Linked DNA regions of Mus musculus: all the other regions are linked to region 7. Evidence: chromatin loops called from intact Hi-C (ENCODE). Cell type or tissue: left cerebral cortex. All regions are shown on one strand. Region 1 has its middle 34 kb from the start of 2210417A02Rik. Region 2 has its middle 51 kb from the start of 2210417A02Rik. Region 3 overlaps Slc7a1 (solute carrier family 7 (cationic amino acid transporter, y+ system), member 1). Region 4 overlaps Gm36405 (a long non-coding RNA gene). Region 5 has its middle 8.6 kb from the start of Gm36140. Region 6 has its middle 19 kb from the start of Gm36140. Region 7 holds the start of Ubl3 (ubiquitin-like 3).

Evidence for each region. A loop is a pair of places that touch in the nucleus more often than their neighbours do. Peaks named below come from ENCODE experiments on the same cell type or tissue, not always from the same donor. Only the 100,000 strongest peaks of a DNase experiment are listed, where the experiment ranks them.
Region 1: it touches region 7 in a loop (3-fold over the local background); 13 of 42 quality-filtered maps call a loop at or near these places.
Region 2: a loop joins it to region 7, with 2.3 times the contacts of the local background. A loop is called at or near these places in 13 of 42 quality-filtered maps.
Region 3: a loop joins it to region 7, with 2.7 times the contacts of the local background. A loop is called at or near these places in 9 of 42 quality-filtered maps.
Region 4: a loop joins it to region 7, with 9 times the contacts of the local background. A loop is called at or near these places in 19 of 42 quality-filtered maps.
Region 5: a loop joins it to region 7, with 2.6 times the contacts of the local background. A loop is called at or near these places in 3 of 42 quality-filtered maps.
Region 6: a loop joins it to region 7, with 2.1 times the contacts of the local background. A loop is called at or near these places in 3 of 42 quality-filtered maps.

What each region holds. Positions count from the first base shown.
Region 1 is chr5:148,705,793-148,709,792 of GRCm38, forward strand. No RefSeq gene overlaps it. Among named protein-coding and RNA genes, the nearest start is that of 2210417A02Rik, 34 kb to the right of the region's middle. In left cerebral cortex, no CTCF peak of the experiment used is centred here; DNase peaks (open chromatin) are centred at 1,761, 2,396 and 3,503; H3K27ac peaks cover 372 bases.
Region 2 is chr5:148,689,177-148,693,176 of GRCm38, forward strand. No RefSeq gene overlaps it. Among named protein-coding and RNA genes, the nearest start is that of 2210417A02Rik, 51 kb to the right of the region's middle. In left cerebral cortex, no CTCF peak of the experiment used is centred here; a DNase peak (open chromatin) is centred at 1,750.
Region 3 is chr5:148,331,115-148,335,114 of GRCm38, forward strand. Slc7a1 (solute carrier family 7 (cationic amino acid transporter, y+ system), member 1) reads right to left here. Exons shown (of 13, transcript NM_007513.4): 11 at 3,378-3,544; 12 at 2,776-2,884; 13 at 1-1,429. The coding sequence ends at 1,326. Among named protein-coding and RNA genes, the nearest start is that of Slc7a1, 67 kb to the right of the region's middle. In left cerebral cortex, a CTCF peak has its summit at 1,639 (motif pointing right); a DNase peak (open chromatin) is centred at 1,661.
Region 4 is chr5:148,791,695-148,795,694 of GRCm38, forward strand. It overlaps Gm36405 (a long non-coding RNA gene), which reads right to left. Exons shown (of 3, transcript XR_377235.2): 3 at 2,623-3,107. Among named protein-coding and RNA genes, the nearest start is that of Gm36405, 16 kb to the right of the region's middle. In left cerebral cortex, CTCF peaks have their summits at 1,577 (motif pointing left) and 3,003 (motif pointing left); DNase peaks (open chromatin) are centred at 1,213, 1,569 and 3,003; H3K4me3 peaks cover 287 bases.
Region 5 is chr5:148,623,311-148,627,310 of GRCm38, forward strand. No RefSeq gene overlaps it. Among named protein-coding and RNA genes, the nearest start is that of Gm36140, 8.6 kb to the right of the region's middle. In left cerebral cortex, no CTCF peak of the experiment used is centred here; a DNase peak (open chromatin) is centred at 1,814.
Region 6 is chr5:148,612,639-148,616,638 of GRCm38, forward strand. It overlaps the pseudogene Gm29815. Among named protein-coding and RNA genes, the nearest start is that of Gm36140, 19 kb to the right of the region's middle. In left cerebral cortex, a CTCF peak has its summit at 2,273 (motif pointing right); a DNase peak (open chromatin) is centred at 3,521.
Region 7 is chr5:148,551,091-148,555,090 of GRCm38, forward strand. Ubl3 (ubiquitin-like 3) reads right to left here and starts at 1,698. Exons shown (of 5, transcript NM_011908.2): 1 at 863-1,698. The coding sequence starts at 889. In left cerebral cortex, a CTCF peak has its summit at 1,712 (motif pointing left); DNase peaks (open chromatin) are centred at 427, 868, 1,210, 1,766 and 1 more place; H3K4me3 peaks cover 2,184 bases; H3K27ac peaks cover 2,317 bases.

The sequences.
Region 1 (4,000 bases), 150 kb after region 7:
GAGTTGACAGCCAGAGATAATATTCCACCTAGACTCGCTCCCCAGGGACTTAGCTCCTCCAGCCAGGTCCCACCTCTCAGGTTTTCACCGTCATCCAAAACAGCACGCCACGGATCCAGAACCAAGGGTTCAGATGCGTCCAAACCATAACAATGTCACATTAACCTTGAAATTCCTGAGTATTATAAAGATTATTTTTATAATATCGAATAAAAATATTTTTGAATTTCACAATGAACAACAAATAATTTCTTAGCAGTGTCTCATGAAATATCTGGCATGTAGAAGGAACGATTTGTTTGCCTGAATTCAAATTTTTAATTGGGCTTTTAGAAGTAGCCTGCATCAGGCTGTAGAGATAGCTTAGTGGTTAAGAGCGCTGACTGTTTTTCCAGAGGTCCTGAGTTCAATTCTCAGCAACCACATGGGAGCTCACAACCATCCGTAATGGGATCTGAAGCCCTCTTCTGGAGTGTCTGAAGATAGCTACAGTGCACTCACATACATAAAATAAATAAATAAATCTTTAAAAAATAAAATAGCCTGCATCTTACCTGGCAAACTCTATCTCTATATCAATCCAGGTGGCCCGGTGGCCAGGCAGACAGAACTCTTATCTGGCCTGAGTCACTTAGCCATAGCCTAGATCCAAGGGGTGAGGTCAGACTGACCTGACTCCAGGGACTGGGTGTTAGGAGGGGTAAAGCTCCAGGCAGCCTCAATCCTGTGCTACTTAACCTGAGAAGACAGCTCACTGCTGGGCCAGCCTGAGTGTCCAGGCGAATTATCCCATGTGGTCAAGAGACAGTAAACACCAGATGCTGGTAGATCTCGGGGTGGAGTTTAATGCCGGTCGATCATTTACAGTAAACTGCTTTTAATAAGTAGACACACACTCTGAAAGAATGGAAGGAAAGCATGGAAGATGCATAAACTAGCAGTCTAGCTATTTACCAGCGCTGTCAATATTGTGTACTGGACATAATTATATGTCCTAGGCTCAGATACATCTGGCAGTGTAGCCGGCGGGTGGATGCCAGCAACCCATTAACACACACCGTCTTGTGACCTTATGATGTCTGTGGCATCACACCAGGAATTTCCCAGAATCCCTTAAACCTTATAGGATGGAGATCACACGGATCATCAGCTGTTGACGGAAACATCAGATATGCTGTGAGTCTGCCCTAGACAGTCAGGCTGCTGTGGAGACTAAACATAAACCCAGACAGCAAGAAGGCCGAGGTGAAAGAGAACGGCATTCTTGTAAACGTGTCCTGCTTCCCCGACACCCCCTGAACACAGAGTCTTTCCGTCTGCTTCTTCTGGATCCCATGTGCATTATCAGCCTGTGGGCTCCTGTCTCCTCCACAATCCCGTTGCAAGGCACAGGGCGAATCTTAGTGTCAATGACCGAATAGCGGAATGAAGGACACACAACCCGTTCATTCCTCTGCAGCAAAATTTAATTATTCCTAGGATACAGGCTTCTTCTGACAAGACCCTCAGAGCATCTGTGTACCATGATGATGTTCTGGTGGCAGCAGGGCAACAGCAGGAGCTGCCCCTGGCTTTCTCGCAGCGTCTTCGGAAAACACGCCATTAAAGCTGATGCTATGTGTGGGCAAGAGAAACGAGCGAGCGTCAATACCCCGATTTAGGATCTCTGTATAAGGAAGCTGGATCCTCAAAGGCAGAGCCACTCTGTCAAGAGCACAGATAGAGTAGATGGAAGCTGGCTGGCTGGGGTCCCTGTGTGGAACTGGCTCCACCACTTCCTAAGAACTGCGAGGTTTAGCTGAGCTCAGCGGATCTCTAGGAAAAGTTGAAGTGTGTGGACAGCTTTTATCTCTTGTGAAGTAAAAAATTTTAAAGTGTGTGTGTGCACGCTCACACACGTATGACCACAGAGGCCAGGAGAGGGTGTTGGATCCCTTGTAGGGGGGATCACAGATGGTTGGTTGTGAGTTATCTAATACAAGTACTGGGAACTGAACTCAGACCCTCTGTGAGAGCAGTGAGTGCTCTTAACTGCTGAGCCATCTCTCTGGACCCCAGTAATGTTTTCTTAAGGTAGAGGATCTGGCAAAGGGGGTGGGGTGGGGTGGGGTGGTTCCTAGCCTCCCTGCCATCCCAGGAGTCCCAGGGACTGATGGGAGTAATGGAGGTGGGTGTCTGGAAAGGGGGGCTATGGGGGTAGGGTGGGGGGTGGGCTATCTTTGCAGTCAGCATAGGGTCCTCACTAGCGCTACTCAGAGGGCTGCACCAGGGAGACAGCTGTCAGACCACTCACCCAGCACTGTGGGCTGGTTATGGTAATTTTTCTGACAAATCACAGAGGAGAGCTCAGAAGGGAAGAGCTCTTGTTCCAAGTCACCGAACAGTCTCACATATGCTCAAAAGCCTTCTCTGTACAAATAAAGGAAGTGCCACTAACTCCACTTTCCAGAGGAAAGTGACTCATTAATTGCTTACCCAGAGTCACTGGCAGAGCTGAGATTGAAAGCTCGGATGAAGGTCTGATGCCAAAGCCCTGAGTGGGGCCCTGGTGTAACACGGGGATGGTGAGGAGGGAGCTAGGTGGGACTGACAGCTAGTGTGGGGCCCTGGGTACCAGCCAGGAATGTGGAATTACACTAAAGACTCCCTTCGGGGCACAGCAAATGACTTTTTTTCCCCTCAAGGCCAGCAGTGAAGAACAACTGATTACAGACTGAGCTACAAGCCTCAGCCCCTGACTGAGGCTGTCACAGCAAGGAAGGAGCCATGCTGGAGGGTCGTGTGCAGAGATCCCTACAGAGTGCCACGGAATTAATTGTGCATCTTTAATGGAGTGCATCTTTAGCTGACCTAGGGCCCGATTCTTGCCCTTAAAGAGTAAATAAAGTCCTTAAAACTAGCAAAAGGTGATGTGAGGTCCAGTATGTAAAAGGCACGTCGCTCTTGACGCTTCGTCCTTTAACAAGATACCCTGGATGTTTTTTGGATGGCCCTCAAAGACTTTAAGGGGTTACCACATCCAGATAAGAGGGACTGTGGTGCTAAAAATATAGAAAGGGCTTGTGGAGGAAGATCTGGGAACTTTAATGGAAAAGCCTGCCGCTCTTAAGTAAAAATAAGGGGACCAGAGAGAGGACTGAGAAGCCCCAGCCCCAAGCCCAGCTTTGTCTCCTGCCCCCAGTGAGTGAATTGACTCTCTTTAAACCCTAAAAGCAAGTGGCTCCAGTAGATGGAATCCCAGGAGCACCCAATCCGAGGTGCAGAGGAGAAGCAGGGCGGGGCAGAGATACCTGGGGTGGGGGAGGGGTCTCTGCAGGTGCCACCACAGGAAGCACTCTCCTCTGTCACCCGTCCTGATGTGGCATGATTGGTTTTTAAAGCCTTTTAAACCCTATTTTTACACCGAGCACATTTCTCTTCTCTTTCAAAGGAACAAAGGGATCACACAGCCCACATGCCCTTCAAACTGGCAGCTGGGGAGGAAAGGCAGGGTGCAGATCTGCAGCCACAGAGAGCTGGTTCCCCCACGTCCGCCTCCTGCATCCGACAGAAGGGCAGCCAGCAGATGCAGGCTCCGTGGAGCCACCCATCCCGAAGGTTTCCAGTGCCCTGGCAACCAATTATTACAGTGGCATTCAGTAGTTTAGGGAAGGTTAAACCCCTGTCTTTCTCCCAGATACTTAGATGACCCTGGTCAGAAAGTCCGGTGTCCTTCCATGTGACCAGGGTGAACCCACTGTGACATGCTTTACCTGCTGTACGCACACACAAGTACTCGAAGGGTTTTATTACATTGGCATCTGCATTGCTTAAGGAAAACAATCTCCTTTCACTTTCTGGGTTTCTCTTAAAATGGAAAATATTAGCACTATTACTCACACAGTTATTTTAAAAATGGAAGGACAGATGATTCATCTCCAACTCCAGAGATAGAGAGTAAGTATTGGGGTGACTTCTCTGAGCCTTTGAGTTTTGGTCTCATTAGGAGAGACACCTGGCC
Region 2 (4,000 bases), 140 kb after region 7:
AATCTCCTTTATGACTCAATGTATTAGCCTTTGGAGAACCATTACCTTGCTGGCCCTGTGATATTGCTGGGAGTGAAGGCTAGAGCCATGGTCCTCCCTTCTTTCCTTGTGGTCCTCATTTGTCAGCTTGCCCAAATCCCTAGGTCAATGTATGCTGTGCTCCCCGTGGTGGCCCGGTGTCCTTCCAGGTGTTGTAGGAGACTGAACAGGCCATAGCTGTGTACTCAACTGGGTACACCGTACACTTGGAGCCTGGATGCCCTTTAGTGCAATCTGGGAGTGGCTAGATACCGAACAGAATAGTAGAGACATGTAGCTGTGCTCCCTACCGGGACAAAGACACAAAGCCAGGCTCCCTGGGCATCCCATATCTCTCAGTTCCAGACGCCAGCAGAGCCTGCGGTAGGGGTGGCTGAGCAGTGGAGTCTTGGCTGTTTCGCTTAGCAGGTTCTCAATAGTGGATCACCTGGGAAGATTTAAAATGCCCGTGCCTTGCTCCCAGATATTGCTGGGTCTCTGTCTTACACATGCTTATTTCTGGAAGGAGCCTGAGACACTCATGCCTACTTAAGAGCAATCTACTGAGATGGGCAGTGGTCAAGCAGGTGATTAGCTCCTTGTAGTGGGCCAGGGAAGCAGGCTCTCTCAGGTAGAAGGAGCCCATGGTCTAGGGTCCGAGGCCAGATGTCTTCAGAATCCTCTCTTTGGCCTATCCAGAAGAGATGGAAACGAGAGAAGCATGCTGCCCTCCCACGTTAACGACTTGGTGGACACATGGCTGAAAGGGACACCTGTGTTTATGTCTATGAGCCAGAGATCCCTGGGCTAGTGGGGAAGAGTGGGCTCCAGGCACACAATTTCAGTTGCTTAGATGATTGTAGGGAGGTAAAAAACAAAAACAAACAAACAAACAAACAAACAAACAATTGTTCTTCTGGCTCTGACCCAGACCAGCTGCCTCAGGAGCTCCAGGCTCACTCTGTACTTTTAACATATCATCTACAGTTCTGAGACCTGGAAGCCACAGAGATGCCTCTTACCCAGTGGGACTGAAGGATGTTTCTAGAAAGCCGGCATAGGCCAGTGGACTCTGGGGGACCCAAGTTTCCTCTTGTGATCTGTAGACGTGAGATGCTAAGCCCCCACTGCTGGCCTCTTATCTGTCTAGAACACTGCCTGGGTGGTCTGTGCACAGCCCAGGGTGCTTAACCCCCATTCAGATAAAGCACTGCCTTGGGGCTTGCTGTGCTCCGAGCCTGTGGTGATCACGAGTTCTGTAGAGGCCTCCACCATAAGAAGTGACCCCAAATGACAGAAAATGGGAGAAGCCTGCTAGCTGGAGACGGAGCAGAGGGAAGCTCAAGGCAGAGATCTGAGCTCTGAGCTCAGCCTCCAGCTGTATGGATCACCTCTGCAACATAGGTCTACATACATGCATATGAACAATATCTACAATGCTCTTCCAAGATAAGCACAGTTGCCACGCCTGCTTTATAAATGAATGCACAGAGAGGTTAAGCAAAGCACTCAAAGTTGCACAGTCCACTAGTGCCCAAGGCAGGATTTGAAATCTGGCCCCAAGGTCCATGTCCTTGCCCGAGGTGCTCAGTTTGTGCTTTGTATCACAGGGATTAAATTAGAAAGCTGTTGCTGCCCAGTTAGGCAAGGCTGCTGCGGAGTAGACATTCCACATAGTTGGCTGTTCTTATTATACTCAAAATGTAGCTCTTTGCTGTCAAAATTAGAATGTCTCATTGTCCCGGGCTCTGGCAGCTTCTTGCACGTGGCTGGCACACAGTGGCCATGGACACAGAGCAGAATTCTTCCCAGAACTTCTGTTGAGCCCCCTCCAGACCTCCCCTCGCTGCTGCTACGGTGGCGCAAGGCCAGCCGGTGCCCCCCAGCCTCTGTCTGGGCAGCCTGCAGCTTGCTGTGTACTTTGACGCTTCCTGGCTTCCTCAGGCTTTCTGGGAGAGTCCCAGGCAAACCTCTCCAGCTCTCTCAGATTGATGGCCCTTGAGGGTCTTTCCTGTCCCTGCTTCTCCTGAGCAAACCGTCACAAACGAGTTCCTTGGAGTCTCCCGAAATACCGCTTCTTATCCTGAAATAGCGTCTCACGGGCCACACTAGTGTTTTAACGTCTCTCTCCTTTTCCTGGGCTGAAAATTCTAAAAGCCACAGTCTGTTGCAGTATCCCCAGAGACAGCCCAACCCAGTCTGGAGGCTCAGGAGACGCAGAAGCAGAGACTTTCCTTCGGGCTCTAGGGAGGGCACGGGGTAGCCCAGGGAGCAGGGATTGTTGTTAATTAGCCTGACCCTTACCCATCCAGTATTAGCAAGCCAGCCTCAAGACAGAGGAGCCCACACTGCTAGGTCGAGGCCTGCTCTGCCAGGTCCCCTCTGTTGCTGGTCCGAGTCTTCTAGATTCCTCACCCCCATTTTATCTAAAAGTCCCAGTATTAGGGCTGGAGAGACAGCTCAGCAGCAGCCAAGAGGACCCAAGTTCCCAGCAGCCACTTCGGTTGATTTACCGCCGCCTGTAATTCCAGTTCCTAGGAATCCTCTGGTCTCCTCTGTGCCTGCGTTCACTCACATACACCTAACTTAAAAAAAATAAATTGATAGGAGAAAAGTCCCCTGCGGAACACAAGTTCTAAACCCTGCCCAGTGGCTCTCTCCACCCTCTGTCCCCAGCAGGGGATCATTTCCTAGTTATTGTGGGTTCAGGTTTTAACCCAGCTCTGGATGCCCAAGCCAGAGGGGTTCAGTACTTAGAGGACCTCTGAGAGCCCTGGAAAGATGATAACTCACATGGAGGCAGGAATTTCCAAAGATGTAGCTTTGGGGGACAGGACTGTCCTCTGAGCCAAACAGCTGCCACTTTCAGGACCCTCTGCTGAACCTGCTCTCAAAAGATGACAGTTGGGCTGAAGGTCCTGAGTTCAAATCCCAGCAACCACATGATGGCTCCCAACCATCCGTAATGAGATCTGACGCTCCCTCTTCTAGTGTGTCTGAAGATAGCTACAGTGTACTTACCTATAACAATAAATAAATCTTTGGGCCAGAGGGAACGGGACTGGAGTAAGCAGAGGTCCTGAGTTCAATTCCCAGAAACCACATGATGGCTCATAACCATCTGTACAGCTACAATGTACTCATATACATTAAATAAATAAATCTTTTTTAAAAAAAATCACAGTTACTCTTGAGTCCTTATCTTCAAAAGGGACGGGGTGGGGAGGGCCATGCCATCCTCACTGAGTATCCAGACACTCCTTCTAACCAGTCCCATTTAATTCTGCCTTAATTGTGTGAGGTCTGGGGGTTTGGGGAGGGTCTAGGAGCTTTGGTTCTCAACCTTCCTAATGCTGTGAGCCTTTAGTACAGTGAGTGATTTGTGCTATCATGACCTCCCCCAACCATAAAATTATTTTTAGTGCTACTTCATAACTGTGATTTTGCTACTGTTCTGAGTTGTAATGTAAATATCTGATCTGTGACGCCCCCTCCGGGGGTTGAGACCCACAGGTTGAAAACAGATAGAGTAGAGGCTATACAGGCAGGGAAGGACTAGAGGAGTAGTCTACACACACAAGTACGGGGTCAGCCATCATCCATCCTGGGAGGGGAAGATGTTGTCATCTTCTCCAGGAAAGGGATTTTAAGCAGCACATCTTCAACACAGAGGTGTTATTTCTCCACAAATGCATTGCTGCTAAATCCCAGCAGGTACACAAGATAAACCCAGCTTCCCAGAGAGAGAATGTGCCGGAACTGGAGCAGAAGAGGGAGTTTTCTGCTAGAGACACCAAAAGGTCTGGGCGGCGTGGGTGTGTCCTCTTGGATGTGTGCCTGTGACTGTGGTGTGCTCAGGTAAGAAATTAGTCTGCCCCAGAGAGCCCGATAGAGGAAGCTGAAAGGTGCCATTACACGGAGCGGTCACATCCAAGGCACAGCCATCCACTTGGTTCTGAACAGAGGGCTTCAGGGCCACTCA
Region 3 (4,000 bases), 220 kb before region 7:
GACTAAGACACTAGGCTTCGCCACCCCAATATGGTGGAAGGGGGATGTGGGGTGGGGGAAGGGCACCCTGCTGGTTCTGAGAATCCACCAGCACTCTCAAGCAGTTTCTATCTACAAAGAGTAAATGAAGAGGTGTCAGCCCTCAGGCCACACCCCGAGAGATATGGAGCGTGGGGTGGGGGAGGGGAAATGAAGGGGAATAAGGTCCAGGCCAGGGTGGAAATCTCACCAGCAGCAGGCAAAGGCACCACAGCTACAAGAGGAATAGCAATAGGACCCCAAGCCATCTCCTGCGCAGGCCACACATCTTGAACCGCAAGCTGATATGGCAGTCGGTAATGATTTGGCTATCTTCCAAGGTAACATTAAGCCCCAAGTTAATCCAGTGGAGTGATTCACAGCAAGCAGCAGGGGGAGGACTCCGCAGTACTCCTTAGATGTAAAAGGCCACACAGATCACGTCAGTGGCCAGAAAGGCGTCACCACCCCACATTGAGTGCCACCTGTCTGAAGAACTTTAGAAGACCCGAGAGAATGAAATAACCCTACGGATACAGCCTTGTGTTCCAGTGACTCAGGACAGTGGGGACAAGGCGCCAAGAGCAGCAAAAGCCAACCCAGGCCTGCTAGGAATGAGACCAGAGAATGTCACCCTAGTCCACGCGGGCTGAGCTGGCCGTCTCATCTCGACACTACTGGTCACTCCAGGGATCTCCCGTCTTCTGTGCTCGAGATGAGCGGCTCACACCTGAACGGCTCACACCGTGCTGTGTTCTGCACAGATGCTTCTGTGCAGACCCGGGACCCCATCCTACCACCCCAGCCAGAAAGCAGTAAGATGTGGGCCTGTTCCTCCTCTTTAGGTATTCTGTAGTTGATGGGCTGTCGGGCAGCACTGTTGGGGCACATGCTTCCTCGCTGGGATAGTCTTGCATCTTGTGGTCAGGAGACTGTCCTGGGCTGACAGGGAGAGGCTCACTAGCCATCTGGAGTGTGCACATGGGCGATGCCAGGGTGGTCCCAGGGAGGGAGGGAGGCCTGCTTCCCAAGTGAGAGGAGAAGGGGGCCTCCCTTCTGCTGGGGCCGCAGCAGCGAAGCGCCCGGCCGGCCGGCAAGGAGAAGGGCTGCTTTCTTTGTTCAGAGGGAGATGAGTAAACCAAGGGACTGTCCAGAAATGACCAGGATCTCACGAGCTGGCAGCAAACCAGCTTTGGTGACATTGGGGGTGTGAGCTGATCCTGAGGCATGAGTGGAGAGATTGTGAGGGTCCCAGGCTTCTACGGGCACCCGTCAACCGCTGTCACCCTGGTGGGTGGGGCTGCACGTCATTTGCACTGGTCCAAGTTGCTGTCAGGAGTCTTTGCCTGGCCAGCAGCCAGGGACGCTTCCTCACTGTGCCAGATCCCATAACCGAAATAGATGGTGAAACCTACGGGGGAAAAGGGGACAGAAGGGTGAAGAGTGCAGGCAGGGCTGCCAGACCCGCAGGGGGGGCCCAGGTAGACTTCGACACCCGGAGAGGCGACACACGGCCCCGGATGGGATTAGCCAAAGTCACTGTCCTGCTTGCACTGTGTATATCCTGGGCGGTGCACAGGGGCTTCCCTGAGCAGCAGGCTGGGTGGAAGGTCACAGAAGACGTTGAGCTGTTTTCCACCACTAGGTGGCATCAGAGTACCAGAGAGACACTGTTCCTTCCCAGGTTGGGACTTCCAGCCTAGACTGGCTTAGTAGCTCTGATTTTTTTTTTTTTTCCTAAGTAACCCATTAGACTGAAGGAGACAGTCAACAAGGGCCGTACACAGTATTGACCCAGCATCCAGGGCTCTCCACATCTGCAGTGATGCTTTAAAGGACTGACCCACAAGGGACTGTGAACACATGGCTCAGGGTCACCTGTGCAACCCACACAGGAATACAGTCCCGAGGGCTCACCGGCCCAAGGCAGGGGGAGTTTAGGAGAAGACCCCATACCTCCACCACCAAGAAATGGGTCACAGTGAGCTGTGGGCACCTCTCTAGACTTTGAAGCCGAATGAAGACAGGTCCCTGGAATGTACAAAGAAATAAGGCAAGGTGCTTCTCACGAGGTTCCAGGGTCTCAGGGCCCAGGGTCTCCTAGGCCATCAGACAGAATGAGAAGGCCTGAAACCAGCTTCTACAGCCCCCAGGCCAGATGCCTGGGGTGGAGATTGGGAACAGAGTGGCACACTCTTGGTAGGGAGAGACACAACATCAGCCCTAGTGAGGGATGGCCAGCATCCAGGCAGACAACTCCGGACTAAACTGTACACAATCCCCAGGTTGCTCAAGCCCCGATTGTCTCGAGAGCTGCCGTTCCATCAAGAGCTTCCCAGCAGCTCCCACACGCTCGTGGTCCTACTGGCAGAGGTACTCGGAAGAGCCCAGAGCCAGGTACTGGGCAAGTAGGTGCAACTTAGCCTTCCTATCCAGAGTAACTGGTGCTTTCTTAATAACTATCTCTCTCACCTCATGCTTTTTTAACTTCAAGATATGCCTGGAGAGAGAACTCTCTTGGGCAGCCGGCTATGAAAGGTATCTAAAGGGGAAGGAGATTCCACAACGTGTCAGGAGTTTTAGAGTAAGCCACTGACAACTCCTGTTTCTCCATGTTGTCTGAGGTGAAAGGAGGCGGGTTCTGCTACATTAACTAGCCAGTCAGGAAGCAGGAGGGGAAAACGCTCGGCCTTACAGAGAGAAGCTGGGTATCGAATGCGGGTTCACCCAGCAAAGCACACACCATCCCATACATACCTATCAGCATCCACACTGCAAACCGGACCCACGTGCCCTGGTCCAGCTGCATCATGAGATAGATGTTCACGAAGATGCTCAAGACAGGAAGTACGGGGACAAAGGGTACCTGCAGAGACATGAGGCGCCATCAGATCTGATGGGAGGTGGCAAACTCAACAGCCCACTCCAAAAAGAATTGCCCAAACATTCCTCATAAAGAGACTAGAAGAGGGATATCCATTTTATCCCCAAGGTTAAACTATGTTGATATTGTTATTATTATTATTATTTGTTATTATTATTATTATTATATTAAATTATTAAAACTGCAGATACCTTGGGTCACCTCCAAGGCCAAACAATGTCAGGCAATTCATCAGGATATTTAACAAGAGGCCCTTAGAGACAGGGTATGCCCTACTAACTGAGGACTGGGGAGACATAGGGGCTCCTGCTTAACAAGACATTTTGTGCTCTGAGGGTCCCTGAGGTGAGCTGGCCAGACTGGCCTCCCGAAGCTCCCAAGTCTGGCCGAGCCACAAAGGTTCAGCTTTCTTACAGAAAAAAACCACGCTCTCGACCTATTGGTATTTTTCCTGCAGGCCTGCCAAGCTGCTCACCTTAAATGAGAGCTTGGTCTTGCTCTCAGGCTGTCTCCAGATGATGCCTGTCACCAGCATGCAGAGGAGGACTGACCCTGTCATTACAAAGACTGCCCACAGTGTCCCTTCGGCCAGGGCCTCTCTTCCAAGCACGGCCACAATGCACACGGTGATGATAAGAGCGGCTGTGAGAGAGGAAAAGAATTAGAATTGGGGAATTATATATATATATATATATATATATACACACACACATATACATACACACACATACACATATATATACATATATACACACACATATATACATATATATACACATACATACATATATACACACACATTATATGTATATATACATACATATATACATAATACAATATGTATATGTATTTGAAGATATATATTTGAAGATATATATACACATATATATACATATATACATAATGTGTGTATATATATATATATATATATATATATATATATATATATATATATATATATATATATATATATTCAAATCCTCCAAAAGGAGACTGCTTCTGTGGAAAGAGAGGCCCATTGGACATGCAAACTTTATATGCCCCAGTACAGGGGAATGCCAGGGCCAAAAAGGGGGAGTGGGTGGGTAGGGGAGTGGG
Region 4 (4,000 bases), 240 kb after region 7:
CTTCCAGACACCTCAACCTGCCTGCTGACTCTAAGCTTCCAGAAACTTCCAGCCTGCTCCTTGCTGGGATGAACAGCTCAAGTCCAGAGTCTTAGAGTAATTGTATTCGCCAGGCTTCTGAACTGCTGACACGGAGTAGGAAGGACCCAGTGTCCAGCTACCAAAGGAGCAAAGGACACTCAGAGGCTGCTCCCGGCCCCCAGCAGAGCCCCTGTTAAATGTTTGCTCTCCCTGGCCTTGATGTACCTCCATATAAACAACAGCTGGACTCGGGCAGCTTCTGTTTTGCAGGTGGAAGGAGTCGGCAAGATGGAAAAGAGGAAGCAACAGGCTAGTATACGCCAGGAAACACAGCACATAACACTCATAAGGGCCTGGGGTTCTGGCAGTCTGGCCTCTGCGTCTGTAGTCAGGACCGCAGCGTTGACTAGCACGGTTGTGACAATCTTCTGTGATGCTTTGGTGCTTCGGCATAAAGGCACCCATTAACCTGCCCATTAATACAAAAATTAGCATAAGTGAAGGAAGACATTGGACCAAGGACCTAGTCTGTGACGCTCACTCTGATGATTACAGAGGCTTGTACAGAGAAGTTAACAGGTTTCAGATGTCACTTGGCTTATAGTCATTGTTAGAGAAGATCCTCATTAACAAGGTGGATATGAATTCTCACTTAAAAGAAGAGAAATGGAGGCACAAAGAGGGTTTTCTGGTTCTGTGACTCAATCAAAACCTTGCAGGAAGAGCTAACACCTCTAAGGGTTGACTGGAGAGAAATTAATAAAGATGTTTCCAGAAGTTTACAGAGATAGACAGAGGCAAACCAACCCCTGGGTGTCCATGCAGGAAGCTGCTTCCTACTGAAACCTCAAGGGGCAGGTACAGAAGGCGATGCTAAAACCCAGAAAGGGTTCCTAGTAGAGCTGGGGGTGGGGTGCTCCTGGTGGGAGCTGGGGGCCCAAAGGGACCTGCTCTTACCATCAGGAGGAAAGGGGAACCAGAGGAATAAACAAACACTGCGACTCTTCCTCCACGTAGCTGAGGTGGAAACAAGATGTCAAGGGAAACAAAACCAGTTCTCCGTGCATGGAAGGAGAAAGCCAGAGAACAACCGTCAGGGGAGGAACGATTGGAGACTGCCCAATTTGTGTGGTGACACCTGCAGCTTGGGCAGGGAATCAGTGAAGGATGCAACTTTTTTTTTCAATGGACAAAGAAAACGGAGGGAGGAGCTGTTGACGAAGAGCACGCCCAAACTTGACTGCAGATCCAGCTGACCAGTTCCGGACAGCGCTTAAAGATGCAAATCAGCTACAGACCTAACCTCACTTCACCCAGCAAGCTGGGCAGAGGCAAATATCTGGGTCAAACAATAGCCTAGAAAATAAGTAGATAAGAATCTAAACAGGTCGTTTCTGCTGCAAGATCCTGACATTGCAAAGCTCCAACCCTAAAGCTTCAATCAACAAGGACTGAATACATGTTGAATGAATACATTCTTCATTCAAACCAAATCCAGAGCCTGATGCATTTTGCCTGCTCCTTGCCGCTACTTAGGGCGCCACCTCGTGCCCATTTGCCTGTACTACACCCTCCCGCTTAAACCTTCACTTGGAAAGGTTTGTTGATAGAGGAGAGAAAAATTGGCTTCCAAGACAGACATTTTTCTAAAGCGGCTGATTTATAAAGTGGATTTCACACATTATTTTTCTTGAACAAAACTCCAAACACATGACTTAAAAACAATTACTTAAGGCAGTGTACCTAGTGTTTGGATATTTCTGTTCAACAACTGCTTTTAGAAAAAATGTTTACAGAAATTGGTTCGTTTGCATAGGAGATAAAGATAGCCTGCACGTCTTGCAGAATGTGACCTCATATACCTAAAACTTATTTAGGCCTCTGTTAGGGACTGAATGGTATCACATTCCCCCACCAAGATTCACTAGTGCTTCCAAACGAACATAACTCTGAGATGAGGCCCGTAAAGAGATTAAGTCCAAACACACCTTTTAGGGTGTCCCTATCCAATGTTAACGATGTGTTTATGGGTATTTTATTACAAACACGTAGGCACAAAGGGAGATGAACACGATGAGAAGCCATGAACGGGCTTAGGAGAAAGCAGGCTGCCTCTACATCCATCTCCATCTCCAGTCTTGTGGGAAGGAGCAGGCTAGAGGAAGCGGGCAATCTGCGGCAGCCTAGGTAGCATAATCTAGCTCTGATTTCTCTCCTAGGCAAGGTGTGCGAAGACACAGGAGACCCTGTCTCGGTGGAGGGAGTTGAGCTGCCACTAAGTAGGCTCTTGCCAGAGATTTTGGCCTCTGTGAAAAAAGAGTGGTCCAGCGAATTGGGAATGAAATGCCTTTGGGGAGTAGGGGGGTCCCTAGCACAATGACTGGCTTGCAGCACCTACTTCATGCTCTAGGATCAGCCTTAGCAAGAGTGTGGGCACAATGGTACCAGATTTCCCACAAGGAAACCTGTTCAGACCCCCTCTGGACCTTATGTAGAGAAAAGGGAAGCTGGTTACTGAGTGTCAGTAGAAAGCGCCCCCCCCCCTGCCCGCAATCTGTGGAGAGCTGAGAGACTTGCTTCCAGACAAGCGCCTTGAGGATGATGGCTTTATTGAGGGCACACACACAGTAACCTGGGGTTAGAAACATCGAGGAAGGAAAGATAGGTGGACTGAAGCAAACAAGCAAGGGAGGGAGGCAGGAAGTGTGCAGGGCCTTAGGACTGGACATGGGAAGGCCTCTGGAGCAGGCAGCCTCCCTGGAACCACAGCTCAGCTCAGCTGCTTCCAAGATCGATGCCTGGGCAGGGCCATTTCCTCATCCGGCGGCAGGCGGCTGGCGGCAGGTGGCGGACGGCGGGGCCATTAGTGACTCTGTGACCCACTCGCCGCCTGCCCATCAAGGCCCTCCTGAGCCATGGTCACCTGCTGTCCTGCTGCACTCCAGGTCTGCAGAGTCCAGGTGAGAACAAGGGCGCCCCCTGGCGGACGTCACTTCCCTGCCGTTTTCCCGGATGTTAGGGCTGTCCAAGGTCTTTCCTTGTTTTGAGCCAGGAGAGTTGAGGGTTTTGCCACTGGGTGCAGCCATCTTGGTGGCCAGGTTCATGCAGAGCAAAAAGGGAAAGAGAGAAGAAGCAATAAAACTTACTGAGAAGGGCAGGCCGACAGAGTTCCACCGGGCACAGATGGAACCACGTTGGCTCTGTCCTGGAACCCTGCTTTCCGCGTCAGGAAATGAATGAGCTACAGTTGCAAGCAGTTTCTTTACATATGTTGGATAAGTGATGCTGCACTTCACAGAGGTTTTGGAATGCTAGAAGTTGGAGGAAAAAAAAAAGTTAAATTCAGACAGCTAGCCTAGTTCATTTTCTGTTGCTGTGATAAACACTGCAACCAAAAGTAACTTGGAGAGAAAAGGGGTTATTTTGGCTTACGGGTTGCTGTCCATCACTGAGGAGAGCCGAGGCAGAAACTAAAGCAGAGAGGTAGGCTGCTCTCTGGCGTGTTCCCCAGGCTGGCTCACCTTCTTTCTTATATAGCCTAGACTCACCTGCCCAGGGATGGTTGGACCCTCCTACACCAATCAGCAATAAGACTATTCCCCAAAGACGTGTCCACGGGCCAATCTGATGGAGGCAAGTCTCCAAGTGAGGAGTCCTCTGCCCTGATGTATCAAGTGATGCCTAACACCATGACATCAGAGTAAAACATTAATCTGGAGTGACATCTATTCAGGCCTAGCAGAGCCCAGGCTGGCATTCTATTTTCTGAATAAAATATAGAACGGTGGGAAACCCCTGAGAATTTCAGCCACCCCAATAGGGTGGCAAGGACTTCATTGCCCTAAAACTTCCTCTCACGGATATGCAGGCTGCCCAATGGAATCTTTCAGAAGGTGAAGCAATACAAGGAAAGTCTGAGTCTAAGAAAATGAATGTCAGGGATGGCTTTCAAGTGCTGGGGAATGAACCCATAGCCTTG
Region 5 (4,000 bases), 72 kb after region 7:
GTGAAAAGCCCTATTTTGACCTATCTGATTAATTCAGCAAACATTTACTGGGGATCCGCCCCACACCACCCACACTGGGGATGGTCTGCCTCGAAATACCAACAGTAGCTTCAGTGTGGGCGATAGCAAAGGAGTCCACTATAGAAAAAACCAGAAGCCATGTTAGACTGGGGAGGTGGAGGGCAGGGGCCCCTAGTGAGAAACCTCTCATCCTGGCCTCCCTCAATGGTTTTCAGTCTTTCTTAAAACAACAACAACAACAACAACAACAACAACAACAAAACAAGATTTGCTTTATAGTTTTTACTTCTATGTATTTGTGTCAGTCAGTGTGTGCACTGAATGCAGGTACTGATTGAGGCCAAAGTTGGGTCTTCCTAGAACTGGAGTTATGGGTGGTTGTGAGCCGCTCATTGTGGGTCCTGGTAATTGAACTCAGGTCCTTAGCAAGAGTGGTATGTGTTGCTAATGCAAAGCCATCTCTCGAGCCGTCATTCTGAATAGGAAGTGCCTGTGTACCACCACCAGACCAACCTCTATCTGCTAACTAACGTGAAGCCCAGTGAACTGTCCTCTTTACTTGACTCCACCTAACCCCGTGTCTAGTCATAGACAGCATAATCCCCATACGCCGTCTTCGAAGCTGCACCAGACAGGGTGAGCCTCACCTACTGAACCTGGTTTCAAGGGAACAGATTCTTAAAACAATTGCCCATGAGACATGACTATAAAATGAGCCAACTCTCCCATACTCCAACATCAAGCAGAGCCATTCAGAGGTGACCCCACCCCTCAGCTTGGCCCAGCACAGATATCAAACAGTATCACCAAGCAGGAAGGGGTTGGAAAATATAAGCCAAACAAATAATATACAAATAAAACAATATCAATAACTTAAAGATACAGGAGAGCCGGGCGGTGGTGGCGCATGCCTTTAATCCCAGCACTTGAGAGGCAGAGGCAGGTGGATTTCTGAGTTCAGGGCCAGCCTGGTCTACAGAGTGAGTTCTAGAACAGCCAGGGCTACACAGAGAAACCCTGTCTCGAAAAACCAAACCAAACCAAACCAAACCAAACAAAACAAAAAGCCACCTCCAACAACAACAAAACTAAACATACAGGAGAGACAGGTGACAAGTCTTTCCTCAGTCTCATAGACAAGATAATGATACTCAACGATACCCACATCCAAAATCCTAAAACCCATGAGTAGACGTCAGTACTTGGGGAGGCAGAGGCAGGTGGATCTCTATGAGTTCAAGGCCATATTCATCTACATAGAGAGAGAGACACACACACACAATATAGCTAGGCGTGAGGACGGAGGAAGGAGGTCTTGAGAGGCTGCAAAGAACAAGGAAGTGGGTGGATTTTTCTCTGGATCTTCCAAAAGGGGACACAGACTTGCCAACCCCTTGATTTTAGCCCACAGAGATCCTTAACTAGATGCTAGCCTACCGCTTTGCTGTATTAAGTCGTTGAAGCCGTCGTTTAGGAAACGGAGTCACTTGGAACGTCACTTCCTGTGCCTCAGACACCAGGCCTGCTCATTTGCATAAGTGTATGCCTCTAGAGTTGGTTTCACAGAACCTTCCTGCTCACCCGGCCCTTATGCTCTGTGATAGACTGACTGATCTTGTTTTACCTTTTAGAGTCCAAACTCTTCACAGGAAGACCTGAGATATTTACTGTGGCATTTCTAAGTCCAGCGTAGTGCCTGCCGTGGGGGAGATCCAGCAACTCAATGGAACCAGTGTACGGAAGGAGCCCAGAGCTGCACGGGGCTTTCTGGGGCTCTAACAGGACCTCCAAAGGCAAGCATCAGAGCTTCTTTTCAGACACAATGAGGTCAAGTCTGACGTCGTCATTGATGTATGTATATATGTCATGTTGAATTGAATTACTGTTAACGGTAACCATGACAACGAGAAATCTCATTCTCGTTGCGGAGAACAGTGAGTTATTCAGACCTTTGTACAATGCAACCCCAGGTCCCTTTTCATGAGGAGCGTTGACATCGTTGACAATTCTCAACAGCTCTTCCTATGCGGTGCATTGACGGTCCTGGAAAAGGCAGGCAACCCAGGAACAAAGCTTTCCTGGGCTTGCTCCTTCTGAAATTACAGTTTATTTCTGGAAAGGAACGGCCATTCACAAATTCTCATTGTTAGGGAGAGATGTTGAAGCTGCTTTTTGCAAAGGCTGAAAGTACACATTAAGAGTATAAATACCATGACCTCTTCCCCCGTGCGCCATTAGTTAATTGTATTCAACTGTTAGAGTCTGGAAGCAGGTGGACATGGAATCCAGAGAAAGCCACCCCAGCTTCAGAAAACACCCAGAATGCCCCACCCTCAAAGTGACCCTTTTGGACTTTCCATGAGGTTCATGCAGTCCCCAGAGCTGTCAATTCTCTGCAAGTGGTGGTTTGTTCCTTATACTTTGCAGTGGTAAGGGTCTCCTGTGTGGGCTGCAGAGTTGACTCAGTGGTTAGGAGCACTGGCTACTGTTGTAGAGGACCTGATTTTGGTTCCCAGTACTCACATAATGGCCCCCAACTGGCTCTAACTCCGGTTACAGGGGATCTGATGCCCTCTTATGATCTTTGTAAGTACCAGGCATACATTTGGTATGCATAAATACATACAGGCAAAAATACACACATAAAATAAATAAATTGTAATTGATGATGATGATGACAATGACGGATGTGTGCATTTCCAGGCCAATTGACTTTCCTTCTTGGGACAGGATATACCCCTGACAAGTGATGGACCTAAATTTGTCGCCAGAGGCAGAGAGAAACAACTCCTCTTTCTCCATATCACAGTAGTCATCTACTACAGATTCAGGTGACTCGGGTGTGCCTCAGGCACTGGCAGATAGATACAGGATAAGTCATAAGCAGTTAACAGGAAGTGGATGATAAGCTCTGAGATCTGGTGAGCTGCCCCACCATTTTCCTCCCTGGTTCATGTCTCAGTGCTTCTATGACTCTAGGTCTCTGAGAGCAGCATATTGAAATCAGGAACTGCCTAACAGGTGACTAATCTATTTTAACTGCTGTGAGTTAATGGGACTGGGAAAGACAACGCACGGACTGGCAGTTGAAGCATTTAGAATGATCCCTATACCACGACCAGACATATACCTGGTGAGGGGATATAGAACCGAGAGGCTAGGGTGAGACAGCAGCAGGAGTCTAGGACCTGCCAGTGTCCCTCCTTGATGAGAAGACTGTGGTGGTGCAAAACTTCATTATTCCCTGGGAAAAGTGAGCCTTGCCAAGAACAAGCTGGGCAAACCTGTTATTAACAGCCAGGGAGGAGGAAGGCCTCACTTAGCCCAAGTAAAAAAGAAAGGCAAGATGTGGGGGACTCTAGCATCATACTCTATTCAGTAGGCAGCATCTTGAGTGCAGCATGCTAGTACAATGTGTAACCCAAGTGGTTGTGGGGCAGAGGCATGTAAGTCAAGTGTTTGAGCTCAGCCTGTGCTACAATTGACCAACATCTGTTGAGGAGGAGTCTGAGAAGCAAGAGACAGTGTAGGAGAAGGAGCTCTCAGAACTCCTTCATCAAGACTGGATCACAGGATAGGGGATTGTTCAGCGGTAGTGTTTGCCTGGCATGAATGAGACCTCAGGTCAGTCCCTGGCATAAATCAGGAAAATCCAACGAGCAAGAAAAAGGGATGAAGATGAACGAGCCATGTGCGAGAGGAGGAAAGGTGAGCTGTAGAGAATGTGTCAGCTGCGAGGCAAGCAGCAACATCAGGTAGACTTGAGAGGTCTTGAGCCTTGAGAGCAAGAGGTTTGCGTCAGCAGCAGCGGGGTTCAGAGGAGACGGGGTCCTGTGGGAAGTGCCTGTTTTCCATGAAGATAATATACATGACTACTCAATAAGACAAAAAGGCCACCAACAGATTGGGAAAGGATTTTTACCAATCCCAAATCTGATAGGGGACTAATATCCAATATATACAAAGAGCTCAAGAAGCT
Region 6 (4,000 bases), 62 kb after region 7:
ACTATGGCAGAGGCTGCTCACCTCCTGACAGGCAGGAGGCAGTAGAAAGGCTGTGCTCGAGGGGTTTCTGCTTTCCCTCCTGTATCCCACTCAATTCTTCCCATCCTATGGATGAGTGGTACCTACATTCAGGGCATGTCCTTTTGTATAAGGTAGTCCTGCCTGAAAACACCCTTACAGACACCCAGGGGTGTGCCTCTCAATCTAGAGACTTCCCAACCTAACCAAGGTGCCCATCAAGGTGCTGGATGCCTTACCCACCATTTACATCAAACATTAGCTTGATGACGTTGGCAATGGTTCTCTCCGTACAAGGTCCCGTTTGGAGATGTGCAGGGTAAGGATGTGAACGAATCTTTGTGGGAGGTACAGTTACACTCACAATGCTATTTACTAAAATCTTCCAGTGACTCGCTGAAACAGCTCATCTACCAAGCTGGTGGCTAAACACACAGTGATGACTTAGAATCATAAACCACAGACCCTTGCAGAAGGACCAAGAAACTGCTGATCTCCCTGACGCCACCCAGCTTCAGCTTCATGCGGTGCATGGGTGGGAGACATGTGCTCGCTCACCCTTGACCGGTTTTTTTTGGGGGGGGGGCCACACTTTTAATCTTCACCGTGTGAGGAATTACAAGAACAATAAATGAAGCCATATGTTGAGCAAAATTTCCTTTATACAAAGCATTAAAATACAATTGCATGTCTAAAATGAAACCATAGGTTTACAGTTGAAGTCCTTAAGTAAACTGAGCTAAACGCTATGCATTAAGGAGAAATCAATGAGGCAAATGGGTGAGTGAAAACACTCCCGAACTCCCTCATTTCATCCGGGCATCAACCCCACCAATTTTTTCATCCTTTTCTTGTACATTATTCTGTATCCACATTCTCTGCCTCTGATTGGATCCCTGGATTTTATTTCACTTTTGGTGTGACACTCTCCACAAATATCTATCATTGGCTGCTGCTTTGGTGGTTGAACATCTTTCTGGGTGTCCATTGTTAGTGCCTCCACAGCCAGAAGAAGCGTCCTTTCTCTGAGCACGCAAAAGCATCTTCCAGCGCCCTTGGCCTTTTTGACTGGAGCTTTCCCCATAGCTTCCTGGTGATTCTCTTGGTCTTTTTTTTTTGTTTTTTCTCCTTAAGGTTTATTTATCTTATTTTCAGTGTATGGGAGTATTTTGCCTGCATATACATATGCTCACTTGCACACACACACACCTGATGTTTCTGATACCCAGAAAAGGGCATTTAGAGTCCCTGGAACTGGAGTTACAGACAGTTGTGAGCTGCCATGTGGGAGCTGGGAATCGGAACTGAGTCTAAGGCAAGAGCAGCCCTAACCACTAAACTACCTCTCCAGCCCCGTCTGGTCTTTAAAGCAACACTGAAGCCAGGCTTTCACGGCATGAGGATGCAGAAACAAAATAGTGCCTGTCGAAGACTAGCTGGGGGCTAGAGAGATGGCTCAGTGGGTAAGAGCACTGACTGCTCTTCCGGAGGTCCTGAGTTCAATTCCCAGCAAGCACATGGGAGCTCACAACCATTCGTAATGAGATCTGACGCCCTCTTCTGGAGTGTCTGAAGATAGCAAGCACTGGGGAGGCAGAGGCAGGAGGATCCTGGTCTATAAACTGAGTTTCAGGATAGCCAGGGCTAGATGGAGAGACCCTGCCTTGAAAAACCATAAATAAATAAACAAACAAATAAATAGATGAAAGACAAGAAATAAAATTAAATGTAAGTAAATGCATTTTACTAGATTCCTTCACTGCTTAAACTGTTCTTATTTACTTTGTTCTCTTGATGGGGTCTCTCTGTGTGGACCAGGCTAGTATCAAACTCAGAGATCTGCCTTTCTCTGTTTTCCGAGAGTGCTGGGATATGCCTCACAGAGCCCGGTCCTGTTTGGATTATTCTTGGCTTTGAATCAGTGGTTCCTTAAACCTAAACTTCATCTCCCACCAGCCCACTTGCTGCACCCCGCAAATCTCACATATACCCCGGCTCCCCTGGACAGTGGCACAATCGCCACACATGCAAGGTGAGTTCCTCTGGCAGTACAAATGAAACAGGTTTTTGTTAGTGTGATAGCATGACCTCACAGTAGACTGAGAGCTGGCAGACTTTAGAGTCTCCTGCTGACCTAGTCTACTTTTACACTAGGAGTTTTTTTTTTTCCTTTTCTTCTTTTAAGATTTATTTATTTTATGTATATGAGCACACTGTTGCTGTCTTCAGACACACCAGAAGAGGGCATCAGATCCCATTATAGATGGGTGTGAGCCACCATGTGGGTGCTGGGATTTGAACTCAGGACCTCCGGAAGAGCAGTCAGTGCTCTTAACCACTGAGCTATCTCTCCAGCCCTGTACCAGGAGTTCTTAAACCTTTTTGTAAATATAAAGATGTTCTAGGCCCTTATACTTGACGAGTAGAGTAGAGACTGGCCCTCCCTTTGCCCCTCTTCTCTCTTGCTATCAGTCCGCCATCAACAAGCCTCGGGTGTGATGGTGGATGCCTGGTGATGAGCGTCGACTGTGGTAAATCCCTGGATAATAGTTGTTACCATTTATGGGTGCCAGCAAAATGACAACTCTCTGGGTGGGGCGTGCTAGCTAAAACCAAGCGATCAAAACTTCCAACTTCCCTGTCCGTGAAGTAATCTTCTCATGTCGTCACTTCCGGGTCGAAGGGCACAGGCGCCCCGTGAGCTGCCATGTTTGGCTTCCAGGAGGTCCGAAGCAACTGGAACAGCCCACCTTTTGACAAAATGACTGAGGACAGAAAGTATAGAGCACAGAGGACAATTTTCTCAAGCGAGTGTAATAAACACTGTGGAATGTCAGAGTGAAATAATAGTAATGAAGAAATGGCTTCAGGTGTAAAACATAAATTCTCAGAATTTGCATATGCCCAAAGGCTCCATAGTCAATAAGCGTGATCAAAAGAAAATTTCCCCAGGGAAATTAATATCTATTGGTGCTACCTCTGAGCCAGTCAGAACTGCTAAAAGATTGCTGACCTGATCCAAAGGCTTTCCTGCACCCGGATACATGTGATTGCATTAGGTTGAGAGATAATCAATCATGCACTTATTTGGTTTATCATGATCAAGTATATTCTTCAGGACTGATGGGCTTTATCCATGCACTTTTAACATGCAGAAAAATACTCTATTTTTTTAAAAATCAAGTCTTTTATTTAGGTCTAACCAAAGTAACATAATACTGTGTAGGGACCCATGACCAGGGGTTTCTGAGCCTCACTGTGAAGCGGGGTCTCCTATTTTTACATTCAGAACAATGAGGGGCTCCCGCAGAGGAAAGCTGGCCACAAGCATGTATTTAAACAGCTGGCCTGGCATTCAGAGGCGAAGCAGTTAAAAGCACAACACAGAATCCAATCAGGAGCAGAACCAACGTGTTCCCCTTGCGCTGCAGTGAACAATGCGGTCCCATGAGCGGTGGGGGCTGCTGTGATCAGGAACTCAAAGTCACCCCCGTCTCTGTGGTGCCTCTCAGAGCCTCCCCTCAGCAACCTGCCCCATCTGGCTTGGTTCCACACCAGATGGCCAGCTTCTCTCATCCGGTGTGGAGGAGGAGTCTGGGAAGGCCAGATTCCCCTCTGCACTGCAGCATCTGAGGGCAGATGGACTTAACACGGCTTTTGAATTCAGTTCTGAGGCCTGAGGAGTGAGCTCTTCTTTTGCTGTCTACCTTTTTCTGGGCCTCTGTGAACTTTGGGGTGTCTGGCTAGGAGCATTTAGGGTCAAGGTCTCAAAGGGCAGCAAGAAGTGTCAAAGCCCCATGTCTAGATGCTGCTGGACTAAGTGGGGGTCAAGGGTGGGGGGGACTAAGAAGTCTGTACTCTAAAGGACCCTCAACTCCGTATCTGCTTCTGGCAGGGCTGAGGGATGATGCACAGAGGGCTAGCTGACAGGAAAACAGGTTATGTCAAACCCCTGTGCCCCTCCCCGCTCGCCCTGGCCCAT
Region 7 (4,000 bases):
TCAACACACTCGCAACCCTAACATTTAGAAACCAAAGGAAAAAGCCTCAATAAACAATAGCAGTTTTTGTTTCCAGTTCTCAACGCCCAGTGATCCAGGCTCAATAAACATGCTTAACTGGCTTAAAACAAACAATAGACAAACAAAAACCTAAAATGCAAAACTGTTAATTACTTGGTACCAAGAAACCTTGGAATATCTATATTTTAAAAAGGACGCTTTACGCCATAAACCTAGAATTGAAAAACATTTAAATAGCTCCGGTTGTCATAGCTGTTCGTTCAGCTAGACGTTTCGAAGGGCTCACAGCAAGACTTTTTCCAAAGAGGTGCGCCGCTGCCCCTGAAATGTATCAAGTGTGCACCTACGTCTGAACGATCTTGTCTGTCACTGAGCCAGACAGCCTCTTCCTACCCTAGGTATCCAGCTCGCCGCCCGTCCCCGGCCGTGTCCACACAGCCCTTGACGTTTTCCCGAAGCGTTTAAATCCAAGCCTTGAAAGCCTTCTAGCAATCGGGAAGGAATTTCCTCCGCTTCCACTGCATTTCCCTGCCTCCGGCGACTTAGGAAACACAACCGAACCAGTGACTCCCAGTGGTTTTAAAAAAAAGAAGAAGAAAAAAAGAAAGAAAAAGCTGCAAAACCACACCAAAAACCAGTGCTTCCTAAAAGAAAAGGGGGGAGGGGGGCAGAAGAGCCAACTTCTCCAAAGCCAAGTAGATTGGCTTTTCCAGAAGTGCCCCCCATTTCTCACCCCCGCCGGGCCCCAGAAACCTTCGCCCCGACGCCAGCGTCGTCTTCCGATTAAATAAGATTGGAAACCACACTACAATCCGAACGTCGGAACTTATCGTTCACTTACCATATCCGCCGGGACATGACTGGACATCTTGCCTTTTGAGAGTGGGCCAGAGGTTTACGCAGAAAACAAAACAAAAAGCAAGAGCAGAAGTGCTGGAACTACGGAAAAAATAAAAAAGAACCTTCACAATTCTGATCGGTTTGTGCTGAGCTTTTCCCAAAAATGAAAAAAAAAATAAAAATTAAAAAAAAAAGTAGAAGTTACGTGGGAGCACAAGAGCTTCTGGGGCGAGAGGCGCGAGGGGAGCCGATCGTCAGCAGCAGTAGCAGCTCCAGGACCCGCCGCGCCAGGTGGACAGAGCCGAGTGACACACGGACATGGAGCGGGGTGGGAGGGGGTTAAATGCGCCGTCCTCTTTCCCCGGCCCAGGCGGTGATTCACACGCGCTCGCGACTCAGGTCCTCATTAAAGCCCCGGCGACGAAGTGTACAGATAACTATGTGGCTACACATCGAGCGCCGAGCTGAAAGCGGCCGGGGCCGCCGAGAAGCTCAGCGCGCGCCGCGGGGCCGCACAGCCGGGCTGCGCGCAGCCGCGCTCAAGGGCATCGACCTCGCCAGCCGCCGAGCCGAGCCGAGCCGAACTGGGCCGAGCCGAACCGAGCGCAGCGCCGGGGGGGCTCAGGCCGCGGGCGCCTCAGCGCAGCCGCGCCGGTCGGGCCGCATCGCGTCTGGGCTCCGGCCGCCTCCGCCTCGCTGCCTGCCTTCCGCAGCGTCTTCCGGGGGCTCCTCCCTTAGCTTGGGAACAGCTCCCCCTCAGAGCCCTGACTCTCCGCCTCCTCCTCCACTTCTCAATCCCACACGCCCCGGCCGCCTCCTGTCATCGCCTCAGCCCAACATGGCGGCGGTGGCCCCTGCTGGTGCCCGAGAGCCGACTTGGGAATAGCGCCCCCCACCTCCCCCGCCCCCGTCTGCGCTTGTTCCGTTCGTCACAACGGAGCCCTCTCGGAGCATCATGGGAAATGTAGTTTGTGCAGGTGAGGGGAAGGGGCCTCCGGGGCGTCCTTGCCCGCATCGATGCCACGCCCCCGCATAGCAACAGTTGCTAGGAAAGGATAGCGCCCTTGTCTCGGTTCAGTTTAGAGGCTCTTGCTCTGGAGTCAGTCCCTACCTGTGTCCAGAAATGCCATGATCACGCGGATTGTTGGAGGAAAACAACTTGCACGGAGAAATTCCCTCGCGCACTGTGTAGACACAGTTAAAATAGGACACACCGTGGTGCAGAAGCATGTGTTTTAATCATTGCAAGTTCTCCACATCCTGCAATCTCAAACCATTTTATTGAGTGAGTTAATCTTTAGGTCTCCTCAACATGACAGTTTGAAGATCAGAAACAATCATTGATTTCCAATAAGGCCGTGGAAGTTCAACAGAAACAAGACTCTTGTGAAGCAGAGGCAATGTCTGAACACACGTTTCCTGAAGTCCTAGGGCCATAAAGCTGCAATCCGCTTAATTGAAATGACCAGAAACTATATAGTGGTAGTGGAGACTACATGTAGATTCACCACTTCCCAGCCTAGCCCCTGTTTGACCCGGTGACGTAATTGTATTGTGAATTTAAAACAGCATAATATAATGCCGATGCTAGAATATTTAGGTGAAAAAATAATGTCTACCACGGATCTAGGATCAGAATACAGAAACCACAAGTATTCAGTTGAGCCTTATTCATATCTCAGACCTTTCGGAAGGGCAGTCTCCACACGATACTATTACACCCACCTACAGTTGTGACCTCACCTAAAGGCAGCCTTGCCTACCTTCCAGGGCTAAAGTCTGGGTGCTGTTAAGGATGATTTCATGCATGGCACATACATCGTTTTGTAAATAACAGCACATCTTCTGACGTGAACGGTGGCTACTCATCCTCTTTCTCTCTCGACGCACAGGTGCACCACAGGCTCTGCGGCCACTGAGAGTTCAGACGTGAGCTATGCAGTCCCTGTTGTCTAGGAGCCTGCGTCATTCCCCAGAACCATCTCCCCAGTCACGTGTTCCCTCATCGGACGGGAACTCACGGGACACTTCAGAGGACCTACTTGTCTCTTGAGTGGCGGCCTGGCTGAAGGCATTCCATACACTCCTAGGAGCCTACATCACAGACCCAACTCCCTAAGAATCCAAACGTAGAGGAAAACAGAGGCCCAGGCTCACCCCAATGTGGCTTCCCTATTTCAGCATCTGTGGGTTCCATGGTTTTCTACTCTTAATGTAGTTTCTCTCCGTGTGTGTTTAATAAGCACAGAACCCTTCCCCACCATGAACCCTTCTGGAAATCCAAACAACTGAAGCTTTTCAGTCCACCAACAGATTCTGAAGGAGTACTGCATTACCATTTAAAGATGTTTACCACGTTAATTCCCCATGCCACACCTACTCTCAGCCCCCTTTCCCATGCCACGCCTACTCTCCTCAGCCTCCTTCCCCCTCCCCACCACCCACCATGGCTCTGACAGACCTAAGTGCTGTTGAAAGGCAAGAAGCAGAAGTTGGCAGAACGAAGGAAAGCTGTCCGCCAGCCCCATTGCCAGGGATGTAATGACCCCTACTTTGAGCCCAAAATCACACAGCATGTCTTCTACGGGATGCTGTCTGCCACTGCCCCTTCTGTATAAGGCCGCGCCTTTTAAAAGTAAGCTTGCTGCACCTGGTTGCATTTCTAACTACTCAAATAAGACAGGCTGAGATGTTATTATCCACAAAACTCGTTGGAACCCTCTCCTGACATAATTCAGGCATGAAGGAGCACTGCAGAACACAAACGGATTTCTCTGCCGTGCTGCCTTTACTGTGGAGCGTGAAGTGAGGGGCTGCAGAGAGGAGCCTGCCGGGGCACAGCAGGGAAGGGTGACACCATCCGTCCTCGAATCTATTGTCAGCATCACCCGGGAGGCAGTGGATGACACAGCAGTTTTGATATGGAAAAACTAACCTCACAAGAAATCAAAGAGCTAACTCTGCCGCGAAGGCGTCTTTGCTGATCCCCTCTGCCTCTCTGACGCTCTTCCGCACTTCCGGGGAACTTCATCTAAATCTCTAAGGGCCTTTCTAAGAATGGATGATGACACCGCGGGCCCCTCAGCCATAGCTGCTGCTAAGTTCGTAGAGCTGAGAGGGGTTTTCTGAGGCAGAGTCA